2 separate regions of the Mus musculus genome follow, and region 1 is linked to region 2. The links are chromatin contacts, found by Hi-C or POLR2A ChIA-PET in ENCODE. All regions are on one chromosome and are shown on one strand. Each heading gives the region's core, a stretch centred on a gene start or an enhancer-like site at or near the end of the contact. The rest is flanking DNA. Distances are from core to core; before and after follow the strand shown.

Region 1 (4,658 bases), core at 1,617-4,116, 43 kb before region 2:
ATGTCACCATAGCGTAGATGACACCTCTCCAAGGAGTGCTGACTTTACTCTTCAACATCAGGGTAGACATGGATGCTGCATTCCACCCATTATCTTCAGTTCTTTTCTGGTACCTTCTCTAGGAAACAACATATTAAAGACAATCACCAGCACTGAGCACTGTCCCCTCAGGAGGTCACTTCCTTAGTCTTCTCCATTGGTGGCTAGCGTGAGGGAATGGGGACCAACCATTCCTATCCATGCTAGAGGCGCAGCTGTATTGCTCAGTAACTGACAATTCTCCACTCTGGGTGCACCACTCACTCTGGGCTGAGCGAGCTTAAATGAAGGCAGTTGATGCAATCACACTCAGCCCAGCTAGCAATCAATGGGCTTTCAGTTAGCCATTTCTCTTCATGCTCACAGGACAGAAGCTAGCAAGTAGAGCCACAACCGGAAAGGAAAGAGACATGGCCTCCCTCCTATCTACGCACAGTCAAAAGCAATCACTTCTCTCCCCACCCCACCCCCACAGAAGATGCCAGGCTGATGCCCAGCCTGCCTGGCTCTTATTTATATTCAAGAATGCACAAGGCAACCCCACCCTCCATTTCTCTCCGCTTCACCCTCAGTGAGCCAGGGAAATAGAAGCTTGTCTTTATTAAATATTTGAGGAAGACCCCTGTCCCAGATAAACACGGCTGAGTGAAGGGTTGTGGCTTCATTCCACCATGCCCCATTTCAAGCACAATTATCAACTAAACATGGATGGTTTGAGACACCCATAATGTGTTTTTTTTTGTTTTTTTTTTTGTTTTTGTTTTTTTATTTTACAATTTGATCCATTTTCCTAGTGTGCTTTGTTCTTCATTTTTCTCCTGCCTCTTCCCTGCTCGCCTCCTTGGCCTGGAAGTGCTTAAATTCACTTTCCACAGAATATCACCAAGCACCAGCAGTACTGGCTGCGCTGTGTAGCCCTATCAACTTGACACAAGCTGACACCAGTTGAGAAAATACCTCCATAAGATTGGACTGTAGGCAAGCTTGTAGTGCATTTTCCTAGTGACTGATGGAGGAGGGCCCAGTCCATTGTGAGTGGTGTTATTCCTGGGCCCATGATCCTGGCTGAGTAAACCAGTAAGTAGCAATCTTCCATGGCCTCTGCAATCAGCTCCTGCCCTCAGGTTCTCTCCTGGCTTGGCTTCTCTCAGTGGGCTGTGATTCAGGATATGTAAGCCAAATAAACCCTTTCCTGTTCAAGTTGCCATTGGTCATGGTGTTTCATCACAGCAGTAGTAACCCTAAGACACTTGCTCACCAGATTGTAAATGGGTCAGTGAAGAGCCTGGTCTACTGATGGCTATTCAGTTGCCTGCACTTGTTTAAATGTAAAAGCTATCTTTTCGTCAAGAGTCACAATTAGGCAATCTTGGAAAAGGATAGTCCTTCGTGGCTTATGGGATATGCTGTGAGCTAGTATTTCAGGCGATTTCCCTCTTTTAAAGTCTGCACTTGAGATCTTACATTCCTGATCCTCTTGGGATCACTGGCTGGTGTTACCATGTCCAAGTTCAAGTATGCACATTGTCTTAATGGATTTGTATTCTACAATAAACGAAGCTGATGCGATGGCTCATCTCTGTAATTCCAGCACTCAGGAGCTGTGACAGGAGTATTACCTCGAGTTTGGGACCACCCTAGGCCGATTGGGACAATGAACTTCTTGTTGGTAGAGGGTTGCTCTGTCCCAGGTTTAGAATCCTCCAGGCAGACCTAATAAATATTCAGCAGGCGCTCGGACAGCCCAGCCCCAAGTGCGCCCTTTGCATACATATCCATTCCAGCTACCCCTTCACAAGCAGTTTTACTTGGTAATTTACAAATGTTCTGGCTGAACTCTACACCTGCCAGTATTTCAGCAATTAGCTTAGGATGCAAAATGATTTCTAAGTTAAGGTTCTGGACATGTAAAATCAAGAGAGCCCGATCATCTTCGGGCACCACAGCTCTGATAGCCAACGAATAACATCACAAACCAGGGCAAGCCCTTTGGCATCTTACCGGGTTATTACGACTGTCATACAAATCTATATAATAAGCAGGTGAACTGCAGGTCAAAGATCGAAGGGATGTAAGAGAGCCGGCAATCAGTTATTCAAAACCGCTCCCTTTTACCGACTCGGAACTGAGCGAGGGTTAGGGTTTGGGCATTTTAGTGGCATAAACGACTAGAATGACATTTTGGTCAGGTGAAAGGTTAAACGGGAAAGAGGCTGATAAAAAGCCAGCAAACCCCCCACCCCCAAATGCCTGTGGGTCCAGGTAGCTAGACAAGGAGCTACCTCTGTACCTGCTAAGGTGGCATGGGGGTGGGGGTGGGGAGCGCTCCGTGCCGGGTTCCTTCGGGGCACAACTTCCATCCCAGAAAGAGGAAAGCATGAGCAGAGAAGCGTGAGTGGGTGGAGGAAGGTGGGGAGAGGAGGAGGCCCGGCACCACGAGCGGAAGGAGAGGAGGAGAAAAAAGAGGGAGGAGGAAGCAGAGGAAAAGGGAGGAAAAAGAAGCGGGCGGCGGAGGAGAAGGACCCGCCCCTCCCGGCTTCTTCCTGGGCTGGGCATCTCCAGGGCCTCTCCCCGACCGCCGCCCTCGGCAGTTGGCGGGGCTCACAGGGGCCCCCCAGTCTGCGTGTCCAGCTCTGTGCAGCGGAGCGCAGAGGCCCAAGGCTCGCCCGGCGCGCGTCCCCGTCCCGCGCGCTCCTACTCCAGGCCGCGCGCGCGCGTGCACACATACACACGCTAGCTCTCCGGGCATGCGCAGTGGGCGGCGCCGCTCCGGGCCGCCTCTTGCCGCCGCGAGTAGGAAGCGCGAGCGCCGGGCGCCGGGCTGTCAGTGAGCGTGGGGCCAGCCAGCGAGCCAGAGAGCCGGAGAGAGCCAGAGAGAGCGGCTCGGCTCCCAGCTCCGAGTAGCGCAGCGCCCGCCCGGCTCTCCCGGGCCACCGCCGCCACCACCGCACCTCATCAGCACCGCCACCTCGGCCGCCGCCCCCGCCCACCCCGGCCCTCCCCGGCTGCTGCTCCCCGGCGGAGGCAAGAGGTGGTTGGGGGGAACCATGGCTGACGTTTACCCGGCCAACGACTCCACGGCGTCTCAGGACGTGGCCAACCGCTTCGCCCGCAAAGGGGCGCTGAGGCAGAAGAACGTGCATGAGGTGAAAGACCACAAATTCATCGCCCGCTTCTTCAAGCAACCCACCTTCTGCAGCCACTGCACCGACTTCATCTGGTAGGTGCGCGCGGCAGCCCTGGGGACCCAAGAGCCACCTTTGCCCCGGGGCTCAGGTCTGCTTGTCCCCGGGACTTAAGCTCGGGGACGTCTCTGAGCCCCGGCGCGTCCTTACTCTCAGGGCCAGGACTCCTCCGAGAACTTAGAGTGCCTGGCCGGAGTCCGAACTCTCGCCAGGAGTGACAGGCGCGCACCCACGCGGGACACTCCCTGGAAAGTGGCCCGGCGCTGCCACGCATGCCCTGGTGCCCTGAAGGGACGCTTGGCTCTGCACGGGGTGACTCGGATGAGGGGGAAGGTCCCCTCGCCTCTCCTAGGGCGCACAGGTCTTCCCTGTCACCAAGCGGAGCGGTCAATGGGCCTGATGGGAGCGAAGGGACAGGAAAGAGAGATTGCTGGAGTCAAAGTGGCCCCAGGACGCGCAAGAAACACGCCCGGGAGTAGCGGGGAGCCGCGGCGCGCCGCTCCAAGTTGCTGGCGAGCCAGGCTGGGCGCGTTCCGGGGAGTGTTTGTGCCTCGCGTCGGGCTGGGACTCCGCTGGAACCTTGGGTCCCTGCCTACTGTAGGCTGTTTCTACTGGGCACGGAGACTTTGACTTTTCTGGCCGAGCCCAGAGTGGGGAGAGAGGGGAGGGAGAGAGATGGAAGGCAGCAAACTGTTGAAAGCTTGCCGTGGGGGAGGAGGGCTAACCCGGCAGGCAAATGGCAGAGGGCAGAGGGAGTCATTTAAAATAGACCCTGTCAACAGGAGATTAAACCTGTAACCCAGTTGATGAGGACAGAGGGCTTATTTAAGAAAAATACTGTAATGGCTAAAGGTGTCCGCGCTCAGGTGATTTCCACTGAACGCCAAGCGTTGGCAACTGAGGGGCTTGATAAAAAGAAGGGTTCAGGGATCTATCTCTCTGGAGCCTGTGAAATTAGGTAAAATTGGATTTATGCAGATTTATGTTTTTCTTTTTAAATTTTTTTTGTGAGAGAATTACAGCTTTCATCAGATTTACAAAATGTCAGTCCCCCCCACCCCCATCATATCTTAGAAATCGTCCCCCTCCCACGACTTTGAACACCAAGTGTCAGCTTTTCCTGGGGATACCCTGACTCTTTTGTCCATGTGTTTGGAGTAAGAAGTACCTTAGAAGCAAGAACTATGGCCAGGGCTCCTTAGCTCCCTCCTGGGCAGGGAGCTGCAAGGGGCGAAGCGCACCTAGACACCAAGCAGTCAGCCTTATACATAATGGGGTATCCTAGTGGCTATAGGACAGATGGTGCTGAATCCAGGCCACCCAGAGAAGAGAATTAAAAGGGGACCCCACCATCAGTGTGCCAATAAGATGCCCGATTTTTCCTTTCTTTTAAGAAATCATTCAGCATGGCACCTTGGTGAACAACACAACCAC
Region 2 (4,849 bases), core at 604-3,103:
AATACTTTGTTCCTGTGGGTAGCTCTGAGAGGAGGGAGCCCTTTCCTGGAGCCTCCATGTGTCCGCAGTTTCTTTAGGCTATTGATTTCCAGGGTTACTGAACTCATACCTCCCACAGAAAATAAATATGTGGCTGCCCACCACCAGCCTGCTGCAGTCCTCCCTCTGCCCCACCCCCAGCCTGCTGCAGTCCTCCCTCTGCCTCTCACAGAGGCTCTGATTGAGTGTTACGTGTCTCCTTTGGCTGCCTCCACGGCCTCTTATTTTTAGGGCCTTCGTTAATGTCTACTACTCGTGAAACATGAAAACGGAGCCGTAGCTTCTGGAATTGGAAACTTGAGGTTTTGAGGCCACTGTGCTCTTATCGTGTGGGTCCATCATCTTCTTTAGTTACAGAGGTTAAAAAAAAAAAAAAACCAAACAACTCCACCCCAGGGGCCTGTCAATGGGCAGGTAGAGGGGTACAGGGATCAGAGCTTGGGGTGTGCTCTGTAGGCTGTGAAAGAAGATCTTGTAACTAAAGCTCGGGCCAGTTTCGCAGGGCTATGGCCTTTCAGGTGCTGGCAGGAGTCTCCTTACAGCTCAGCCTTGATACATTGTGACAGCTCTACTTATTTATTTTCTTTTCTCTGTCCTTTGGGGACTTCTGATCCCATGATTCAGGAGGCTTGGGGAAAGTCTGGATTTTCAGTGGACCCCCATCATTTCTGATCTAAGAGGAAGGGCTCCAAGGATCATCACCACATGTTGGCATGCCTAGCGGGCTCAGCCCATCCCAGGGCTTACAGAGCCAGGGATCTGTGCCCCCTCAATAGAGAGTGGTGAGCCTGTGGGAGATGGAAAGGTTGAACGAATAGACAGCAGGTGGTTCTTTGTTTCTGAAGAGAAACAGAAACTTAGATGAAGCCTTAACATCCCTGGTTTCTCACTGGGGAGGCTGAACACTTGTGGTCCTGGTCAGTTGGTTGAAAGATTTAGAGTTAAATGAGGCTACATCAGCTCCTAGACCTGAGGCTTGTTCTGGTTGCTCTCTATCAAGTGTGTGGAATGTCTCTAGCCAGCAACATTGTGTGTGTATCCATCTCTTCTCACTTGTTAAAGTGTAGCTTTGGTGGAAGGAACTCGGAGCCCACCGGGTTGTCATAGCATCTAGAAGCCCCACCCCCCATGACGTGGAGATAAAGCTGGTACTTGGTGGACTCAGGTAGGTAGACAGCTGTTTGAATCAGTACAGCCAAGTCTCTTGGCCATGAAAAGTGCAGAGTGTCAGCGCAGTTCTTATTTTTATTGCCTCCCTCCCCCCTCCACCAGGCTAGGGGTGCATGCCAGCTAACAGGGTAGAGGTGGCAGTTGCTTGAAGCTGTGTATTCCCTAAATGCCAACTGAGTTCAACCGGCCCTGCTTCTGAGCAGCACATGTATTGTCCGTGTGTTGGTGCTTCAAGCCCCTAAGATGGCCCCTTAGTGAGAGGATTAGAAACAAAAGCCTCTGCGGAAGGTTAGATTTTATGGGCCATCTCTTTGGGCAGGGAGACAGTATAGACGTTCCCCTGAGTCCACCTCTGCCCCCATACATGTGGTTGGGTTTAGAAGGGGCCATGGGGACCACAGCACATACTTTGAAACTGTAGATACATGTGCTTTAGTATAGGATGCTAGAGAGGTGTGTGTTAGAAGCTTTTCTACTAGGGCTCTAGACTGTTAGAAGCTAGCTTTTAAATGATTAAACTTATGACCATGTCTTGTTAATTGCAAGTAATAAATGCCTACTTAAGCCAGCATAATCAGGATTCACTTAAGGATACCCAGGGTGGTTTATGGGAACAAGAGCAGGGCCTGGTGCCAGACTGTGGGGGTGTCTCAAGGCACAAAGAGAGGACAGAGCCCTGCTGGCCCCAGGGCCTGCCAGCTTCTGCCTCTCTGTCAGCCTTTTTCTTCTCTCTGGTTGTACTTGGCCTTTTCTCTCTACTTAAGGTCTAAAGCGGCAATACCAGCTCTCTCCTAGCTGGATGGGAAGTTCTAGTACTAAAAGACACAAGTCTCAGTTCAGGTTCCTGAGAGAGACTTCAAGGATGAGACCACTACCCTGCTCCAATGGATGCAACCCACACAGGAGGAGCCAGAGGACCGAACGAAGCCCAGGGGAATCCTATTGTCGGATGAATGAACACCCTGCTACTACCTAACTTTGTTCTCATTATTTTCCTGTTTCTTTCTGGGAAGCTCCGGGCGTCTTCCGGAAGCTCATCTCGAGGGACTCATCTGTGTGTATGAACTAAACTCTTTAGTGAGGTGTGGGCTCTGCAGATGGCCCAAGAGGTCTCTGCCGCGGGGTGTCTAGACAGTAAGTCTGCCAAAGTAGCGGAACTCCCATGGACAGGGCCAGAGCAAGTGGAATGCAGGACTAGGAACATCTGGCTCATGTTCTTCTTCCAGCTGTGCTGTGAAGGGAAACGGGAGCGAGTGAGCCAATGAGGTGTGCTCTAGGCCATCCTCTCACAGATGAGACAGTTACACCAAGCCCCTCATACTTCTTACATGCAGTTCTTCAGGGATGGGTTCGCAGTATCTTCTCAGATATTTTGGCCTGTGAATCGTTGCCCCCTACCTTGTTTGCAGTGCAGAGAGCAGCTGGGAGCTTTAACCGCATAAACGAGCTAAGCCCCTCTGGTTCAAGGCGGATGCCCTACATCGCGCAACTGAAATCCTCGTCTCGTACATCAGACCTCTCTGCGCCTTTTACTGTGGCTTAAGTGTTGGATGGTTCGCTGTTGATCATGCTTTTCATTTTAATTTTCCCGATTGCTCCCAGCGATCTTCCCTTTAGGCCCACTGCCAAGCTCAGTGACAGGTATCTCGGCCCATAACCCAACCAGCATAATCCTACAATGGGGCCATTTGGTTCAGAAAAGGGGCTTATGTTCCGTAAATGCTGAGGAAATCCCCTACAGAAACTGGTCTGGTTAGCTTTGTATTGCTGGGATAAATAACCGTCACATCCAAAGGCAGTTTGGCGAGGAAAAGGTTTGTTTCAGTTACAGGTTATAGTTCATCACTGAGAGGGGAGTCAGGGCAGAAACTCAAGGCAAAGACTGAAGCAGAGGCCACAGAGGAGTGATGCTTACCAGCTTACTAGTTCCCTGTGATGCTTACTAGTTCCCTGTGATGCTTACTAGTTAGTTCCCTGTGATGCTTACTAGCTTGTTCCCTGTGGCTTCCCAGGGCCCCTGCCTTGGGATGGGACCACCCACAAGAGGGTGGGCCTCCTACACCAATTAGCAATCAAGAAAATATCTCACAGACAAGACTGCAGGACAATCTGATCTAGACAGTCCCTCAGTTGAACTTCCCTCTTCCTAGGAGACCCTGGACCGTATCAAGTTGAGAGTTGAAGCCTTGACGTAAACAGAGCAAGGAAAGTATTTGGAAATGAAGGGGTTAAGGTGGCATGTAGTCCACAGTTCACTGTGAGCTTTGTATCACTGGCCGACCACTTCCGTAGTCTTGAAACAGGTGGTAGCATCTCACTTCAGCCCTCTAACTGTCCTCAGTGGCTGCGACCTCTCTGTATGTCTGTCTGTCCAGCTAAACTGATGTTGCCTTCACAGCTTCTGTGATTGGCTTTTTTACGCCGAATCAGGGAGCTGTGACGTTCAATACCGATGGGCTCTTTGTAACTGAGCTAGGAAGGCTCACCGATGAACATGCAAAATCCATCTTGAGCGATTCTTCTATCTCAGCATGCAATCCCTAAAGTGAACTTGTAGCATCCATTTTTCCAGAGAGTTCTGGGTCAGGGCTATGGGCACGAGCACTTGTTCTCAGGTCCTGTGCCTACGTTACTCAGTGTGCCTCTCTGGAGTTCCTTTTTGTCTGCCTATTGGTCTGCTGCTTCAGTCAACCCATCCCAATATCAGGACTCAAGGTTGAGAAATTCAGTTGTCTTCTGTTATAACTTACAATCCTACCTCATGGGCTAAAAAATGAATTCTGTAAACTAAACTTCCTACGTCTGTCCAGGTCCTCCGTTGCTATATCCACGCTGCCTAGTGTGGCAGGTCCTTCATAAACGTTATTGCCTTTGTCCATGAGTGGATAGAGGAGTGGTACATGTTCTGATCTGGCTTTGCAGGGTGCAGAATCTGTTTTCCAGCCAAGTTAAGGCTGGCAGCTGCCGTTTGGAGTCCACTTTGAATACAGAAGATTGAGATTATACATCGCAAACTCAGGTCTTAGAACGGATGGCTCCGGTCTCTTCCTCTCCAGGACAGTGGCTCACAGGAGCTTTTTATTCTCTGGCATAGTTGCCCTCAGGACTGCCCACTTGCCTAATCAGCTTAAGCTCTTCCCTCTTAGACCTCTAATCCCATTTCCCCAGCCGAGAGGCAGGAGGATGGTAGTAACCTTGTCCCGCAGCTACTAAAAGATGCTATCTCCCTGCGCACACACAAAAAAAGTACTTATCTTTTTCCCTGCAAAAGGATGATTAAGAAGAAATTTAATATTCGTGTATTCCTTTTATCTTTCTGTGATATTTCTTCATGTCTTGTAGTGTAGTCAGGAGAGGGACAGGCTTTTTTCTTTTTTTGTTTTTTAATCGTAGCCATTGCTGATTCTATTCTGCTGATTTTCAGCATCCTAACCACAGGAGGCTTGCTCTCCCATGCTTGCTCGCATCTTACCAGCACATTATGGACCCTGGTTGCTTAGAAGGGGAGACAACAGTAAAAATGAAGCCACCTTGGATATGTGCTATTTTCCAGATAAACAACCAGATTAGCTTGAGATGGTCGCGTTTCAGGTATTTGCTCACCACGGCCTTGTCTGGATGCCTGCAGGTCAAACTTTGC

Evidence for each region. Hi-C counts contacts between places; a loop is a spot of excess contacts on that map. ChIA-PET counts read pairs that join two places held with the same protein, here RNA polymerase II (POLR2A).
Region 1: a loop to region 2 is called in a map of gastrocnemius, with 2.6 times the contacts of the local background. The contact joins the promoter of Prkca here to the enhancer-like site in region 2. A Hi-C loop is called at or near these places in 4 of 37 maps with a recorded cell type or tissue (gastrocnemius, heart and left cerebral cortex). POLR2A ChIA-PET finds 5 or more read pairs at or near these places in 1 of 5 experiments (Patski).

Annotation. Positions count from the first base shown.
Region 1 is chr11:108,342,096-108,346,753 of GRCm38, reverse strand. It overlaps Prkca (protein kinase C, alpha), which reads left to right and starts at 2,866. Exons shown (of 17, transcript NM_011101.3): 1 at 2,866-3,259. The coding sequence starts at 3,087.
Region 2 is chr11:108,297,650-108,302,498 of GRCm38, reverse strand. The region is part of intron 2 of Prkca (protein kinase C, alpha); the gene reads left to right. Among named protein-coding and RNA genes, the nearest start is that of Prkca, 44 kb to the left of the region's middle. Within about 2 kb of position 1,853, at least 1 of the 3 ENCODE cell types and tissues checked has a DNase peak (open chromatin) inside an H3K27ac peak, as active enhancers do; it is gastrocnemius, where a contact is called at or near this core.